Linked DNA regions of Homo sapiens: region 2 is linked to region 1. The links are chromatin loops, found by intact Hi-C in ENCODE. Cell type or tissue: chondrocyte. All regions are shown on one strand. Each heading gives the region's core, and the rest is flanking DNA. Links, peaks and the distances in the headings are about the cores only.

What was found. Hi-C counts contacts between places; a loop is a spot of excess contacts. Peaks named below come from ENCODE experiments on the same cell type or tissue, not always from the same donor. Only the 100,000 strongest peaks of a DNase experiment are listed, where the experiment ranks them.
Region 2: a loop joins it to region 1, with 4 times the contacts of the local background. A loop is called at or near these places in 6 of 110 quality-filtered maps.

Annotation. Positions count from the first base shown.
Region 1 is chr22:25,700,830-25,703,749 of GRCh38, reverse strand. It overlaps GRK3 (G protein-coupled receptor kinase 3), which reads right to left. Exons shown (of 21, transcript NM_005160.4): 14 at 174-240. Among named protein-coding and RNA genes, the nearest start is that of MYO18B, 40 kb to the left of the region's middle. RefSeq lists enhancers at 1-183, 733-832. In chondrocyte, for the core only: CTCF peaks have their summits at 1,381 and 1,583 (motif pointing right); no DNase peak of the experiment used is centred there.
Region 2 is chr22:25,234,855-25,237,774 of GRCh38, reverse strand. No RefSeq gene overlaps it. Among named protein-coding and RNA genes, the nearest start is that of CRYBB2, 17 kb to the right of the region's middle. In chondrocyte, for the core only: CTCF peaks have their summits at 1,570 and 1,770 (motif pointing left); a DNase peak (open chromatin) is centred at 1,744.

The sequences.
Region 1 (2,920 bases), core at 153-2,652:
TCTTTTAGAAATTGTATCTGCATTTATTTGTTTCAAGAAAGCAAATTTTTATTATGTCTATACATAATTTTATATTTCCTATAACATTTTATGTAATAGCATTTTTTTATTATTGACGGAATGAAGCATGACAATTACCATACAGACAAGAATACAGTTTTGAATCCCCTTACCACGGTGAGTGTCATTCGGTCAATTTCATGCTTGTCTTTGGTTTTATGTTGTCTGAAAGGGCTGTGACTGTAGAAATAAAGAATTGTTCTATCAAAATATGGCATCAGGTGATATAGAACATATCACTGACTAATATTTGGGTAAAGTATGATGTCCTATCACTATTCATTCAAAACTGGAGAAATGCAAAAGCCGTAAACATTTATCATTTCCATGGAAGAACTGGTGAATAAATGCTAGGTCCTGAAATAGCAAGACTTGTATCTTACTTGAACTGCCTGAATCTCACTTCAGTGAACTTGTGGCCCTAAAATACGCTGTTCCAATGGAAACATCATTAGAAAAGAATATATAACTAGCCAACAGGTAATCATGAGAATAAAAGTCATTTATATAACATTTGTCATATGAGAGTTCGAGCTAAACAATAACTTTCATGTACATTTTTCAGAAAAATGGATATTGGTCCCTCAAACAGCCCAAGGAACAGCAGTTGAACCAAAACATGAAGGAGATGAAATGATTCACCCCTAGAAACCAGTCATTTTAAGTAATACATCCCTTTGATGAAAACAGAAACTAACCGTGCACCAGCAGATTCTCCACAGCTCTGAGCGCTTCCTGTTTTCCCTGTGCAGAACCCGACTCCAGAGTCAGAAAAGCTGGGTTCAAGTTGTGACTTGTTGGTTTAGTGACTGTCAGCCACATAGAAACCTTCAGTATCAATTCTTCATCTGTAAAGCGGGGATCAAGCCGCATACTTCACAGAAGCAGTGAAGGGAAAAACTAAAGTGACATCTATGCAAGTAGCCAAGACAATGGCAGTACACGGTAGGTACCTAATACAGTAACCACTGGTGAAATTAATAAAGATAACTCTTACTTTATGAAATGAATGTCTACTTGGTGAACTATGTAAAACAGATTATTCTCACTCTCATGTTTTAAAAACTTTGGAGAAGCTGGCTTTCAAAGGAAATCTTATCATTAAAAGACACTATTAAATATGCAAACTAAATTACCATGGTTTATTTTTCATTTTGAAAATTAAAGGGACACATATGATTGACTTTTCTTATAACAAGATGTGCCTACAAAGTAGTCATCTTATAAATTTATTTATAAGGCATATATGACATAATCTGAGGCAGGCAGGATATTATGCAAAATATTTTAATATTAACTCCATAAAATGGATTAGAATGTTGAACACATAAATCAGAGATTCTAAAAAAGAATTAAAATGCCACTTATCTTGCACTGCTACTTACTGCTACTGAGCTGGTCATCCTACTGAATTAATTAGGTTATACATTGAACTATCTTTTGAGATTATTACATTTCAGGCCATTTATTGTCTGAAACACTTTAATTTTCTTTTTGTACAAGAGAGGGCACTCTAGTCCTTTATTTCCTTCCATATCATGCAGTGAAACACAAACTAATTGCCATCTCTTAAAAGCATTAATTTGGGAAAAAAAAAAAAGATCAAAACAAGGTAAATTAGCACCCAGCAAGCATTTGTTAACTTTTAAAACAGATTTTGATTGGAAATATTCTTTTTGCCTTATTTCCAAGGAAAAAATGTACAATTACCACATTTAAAAAGCAGATATAAAAGCAAACAATATCTGTTATTTATAATTTTTAAAAACATACTTGTATCATTCTTTTATACAAAATGCACAGAAATATTAACATGTTTGAGGTTGCAGAGAAAAGGAATGAAAGTTTATCAAATCTTATGAAAACCTTAGTCTCCCTGCTTGACACTTAGCTGTTTCCACCCGACGATGTTCCTTAATGTATAAAAAGGGATTAAGTGAAGATCTCCTGGTGTTTTGACAAATCCCTCGGACCTGGCTCCTGCGTGCAAAGCCAGAGGACCCCACTCCTGCATCTGGTCCCGATGTACTTGCAGCCTGCTGTGTTCTGACACAAGCGCTCTGTGCTAAATTTAAAAAGTCTTTCATGAGACCACAGGGAGGCTTGCGAGGGGACTTGGAGTTAAAGTTAGTGGTGCCAAAACCATTTCCAGCACATGGGCCCCATTGCTACAAATTCCATTTATAAATATAGCGATTCCATGTCCGGCTCAATGAGAAATTATCAGAAAATGCTCTTCAGCTATTCAAGTCTATGCTGCCATGTTCAGACAGTTTGGTCTTTCAAGTTGAAATCTTGATGCACATCTGTTTCCAATATATTCTTGATTATTCTTTGTGAACAAAGCCAAAGACTTGGTTTCTATTTTGAAAAACGTTAAAGAAAACCTATGATAGTAATAATCTCCATTCTGAGTGAGGCACGTGGTGTGCACAGATCCTGTGTGATCGCAGCTGCTCCCTGATGCAGCCGCTTTAAATAGGAGACAGTAACAGGCCTGTCAACAGCTTACAAGGCACGGCCAAGCTCTTCCCATGCAACATGCTGGCTGCATCAGGGAGCGTTGTGGGAAAAGAATTCACATGTCCTGTGGTCAAGTGCAGCTTTCTGAACTACAGATAGAATGGAACAGCTGCACGTTTCCCCTAAATGAGTTGGAAAATTGTTCAGGACATTATAAATGATGGGAAAACACACATCCTGCCCAAGTTAGCTCTACATCATTTTCATGGGCAAACAATGGGTTCAAAAAATTATGTGATTAAAAACTCTCACATCAAAAGTTAATTTCAAAATACCCAAAAGAGGCCGGGCGCGGTGGGTCACGCCTGTAATCCCACACTTTGGGAGGCCGAGGCAG
Region 2 (2,920 bases), core at 328-2,827, 470 kb after region 1:
CAAGAACTAGTTGCCCTGAAACCCAAGGCTCATACAGATGGTCAGGAGGGCCCTCCGCAGGCTGCTTAGAGACAGCGTCTGTCCACCTTCATAAGCCCACCTGCTCCAGCTGCCCGTCCCTCCACCACATCAGGCTAGGGGATGAGGTTGGGGCCTGGCTGAGTGGCTGCATCTGGGATTGAGCTGACCCTGGGGACATGACAGTGAGGAGGAGAGGAAGGAGAGAAGGTGGAGGTTGGAGAAAAGTGGGGCTGCAGAGCAGGAGAAACCATAGGACCAGGAGGAAGAGCAGGGAAAGGGCAAAGAAGAAGAGGGAAGCAGAGGAAGGGCGGCAGGAGGAAGATGGGAGTGCTCAAGAAGTTTATAGGAGCCATTGGTTTGGACTGAGCTCCTGCCCTAGGCCCCACAGACCAAACCAAAATGGAGTTGCTCGTGCTTACGTGCCACACCAGCAAGCCCAAACCAAGGTGTTTGCCCTGCCTTCCAGTTTCAGCCGATAGGAGAACGAAGTTCCCTAGGATTTAACCTTTACAACGAAAGTAACTTTGAAAGGACCATTCTGCTTTATTGTTCTCTGTGTCTTCTTCCTTCTGCCCATTGCCATCTGTAAAGAAATCTCTTCTGTTCAACTCATCTGGACACACATTCTACTTTACAGAATGAGGTGTTGCCCAATTCTAGAATGGCAAATAGAAGTCATTTAAGGGCTGGGCGCGGTGGCTCACGCCTGTAATCCCAGCACTTTGGGAGGCCGAGTCGGGTGGATCATCTGAGGTCAGGAGTTCAAAACCAGCCTGACCAATATGGTGAAACCCCCTTTCTACTAAAAATACAAAAATAAAAATAGCCGGGGGTGGTGGCATGTACCTGTAGTCCCAGCTACTCCGAAGGCTGAGACAGGAGAATTGCTTAAACCCGGGAGGTGGAGGTTGCAGTGAGCTGAGATCGTGCCACCGCACTCCAGCCTGGGTGACTGAGCGAGATTCCATCTCAAAAACAAAAACAAAAAGAAACAAACAAACAAAAGTCAATTAAGGCCTTTAAACTAAATTTGTTGTAATTTTGTGACAGGAATGAATGAGTTGGTGAATGAACATGTGGAAGGGGTTTCCATCCAGGCCATCTGGCAAACTCCTACTCCTCTTACAAAACCCAAGCCTCCTCCTCCCGGGAGCCTTCCCTGCTCCCACCCCGACCCCCACAGCCACCTCTGAGCACTTCTCACACTGCGCTCCTTTACCCAGGGCCTTGCTGTGTGCCTGGCTCTGCCCTAAACTTCACAAGCGTCATGTCCTGGACTCTTCACTGCAATCCTCTGAGCGGCACTATTATTGCTCCCATTTTAGAGGAAACTGAAGCACGGAGCGGTTGCTCTGTCACCTACCTGAGTGGCGGGCTTTGCTCCGCGGCTTCCAGTGACATCGTGAGTGAGAAAGCGCTTCGGAATCTTGGAATAACCTTCCTAAGGCAAAGAATGGTTGGTGGATTTGATTTTTTTTTCTCCCCCTCCCAACAAGTTTTGGAAAGCAAGGCTGCAGAAAGACACGGGATTCTAGAGGCCTGCCCAGGCACTGTCAGCGGCCCAGGGGCAAGACTGTCTGAGCTCCAGGCCCTCTGAGCCTCAGTTTCCCTACTGAGGGAGGCGAGGCGCGGAGGCCCCGCCCAGCGTGGGCTGCCCGCCTGTGACTGACGGCGCTTGCCTCCAATCAGGGCCTGCGCAGCTCGGGCCGCCCGGCCAGGAGCCCCGAGGATGACGTTTTGCTGACACCTGGTGGCTGCAGGGGAAGTGTCGCCTTGAGGACGGGAAGAAAGGGCCAGCGAGGACGGACAGGGCACTCTCTAGGAAAGTCACCAGGAAGGCTGGAAATCCGAGGTCAAGGCTTTGGCAGGGTCGGGTCCCTCTGGGGGCTGCGAGTGATAATCTTCTCCGTGTTTCTCTCCTAGCCTCTGGTGGGTGGCCGGCAATCTGCGGCACTCTTTGCCTTGCAGAAACATCACCCCATCATCTTCACATGACATTCTCCCTGTGTGCGTGGCTGTCTCCAAGTTTCCCATTTTCATAGACACCAGTCACATTCCATTAGGGGCCCACACTACTCCAGTGTGATCTACTCTTAAAATAACTAATTACATTTGGCCGGGCATGGTAGCTCACACCTGCAGTCACAGCACTTTGGGAGGTGGAGACGGGAGGATTGCTTGAGGCCAAGAGTTCGAGACCAGCCTGGGCAACACAGTAAGACACCCCCCCACCCCCCAAATCTCTACATAAAATAAAAAATAAAAAAGTTAGCAGGTGTGGTCACACACGCCTGCGGTCTCAGCTTCTCCAGAGGTTGAGGCAACAGGATCACTTGAAAGCCCAGGAGTTGGAGGCTGCAGTGAGATATGATTGTGCCACCACACTCCAGCCTGGACAACGGAGTGAGACCCTATCGCATAAAAAAAACTGCACTTGCAATGACCCAGTTTCCAAATAAGGTCACATTCTCTAAGGTATTGAGGATTAGGATTTCAGCATATGAATTTGGGGGGTTCTCATTCAACCCATAATAATCACCATTGCTCTACTCTCCAACTATTACAATCCCCCCAGAGTGAGAGCTTCTAGGGGCAGGGAATCTGTTTTACTTTGTATCCCTACTCTGCCCAGTTCCAGGAGTGAAATAGGCACTCAATAGATATTGATTGAAGAATCAATGAAGAAATGGATGAGAGTAACATTTATTTAGCACTTACTAATTTCCACCTTTATGATAATCATTTTAACCACTTTAACAGGGTTTTCCATGTGCCACCCCCCCCCCCATCTCTGCATTCCAGCCACCACCGTGCCTTTGTGGAGTTTCTCAGAGCTACCAGGCTCCTCCCACCACAGGGCCTTTGCACGTGCCACTGTCATCAGGACACTCTTCTTTGG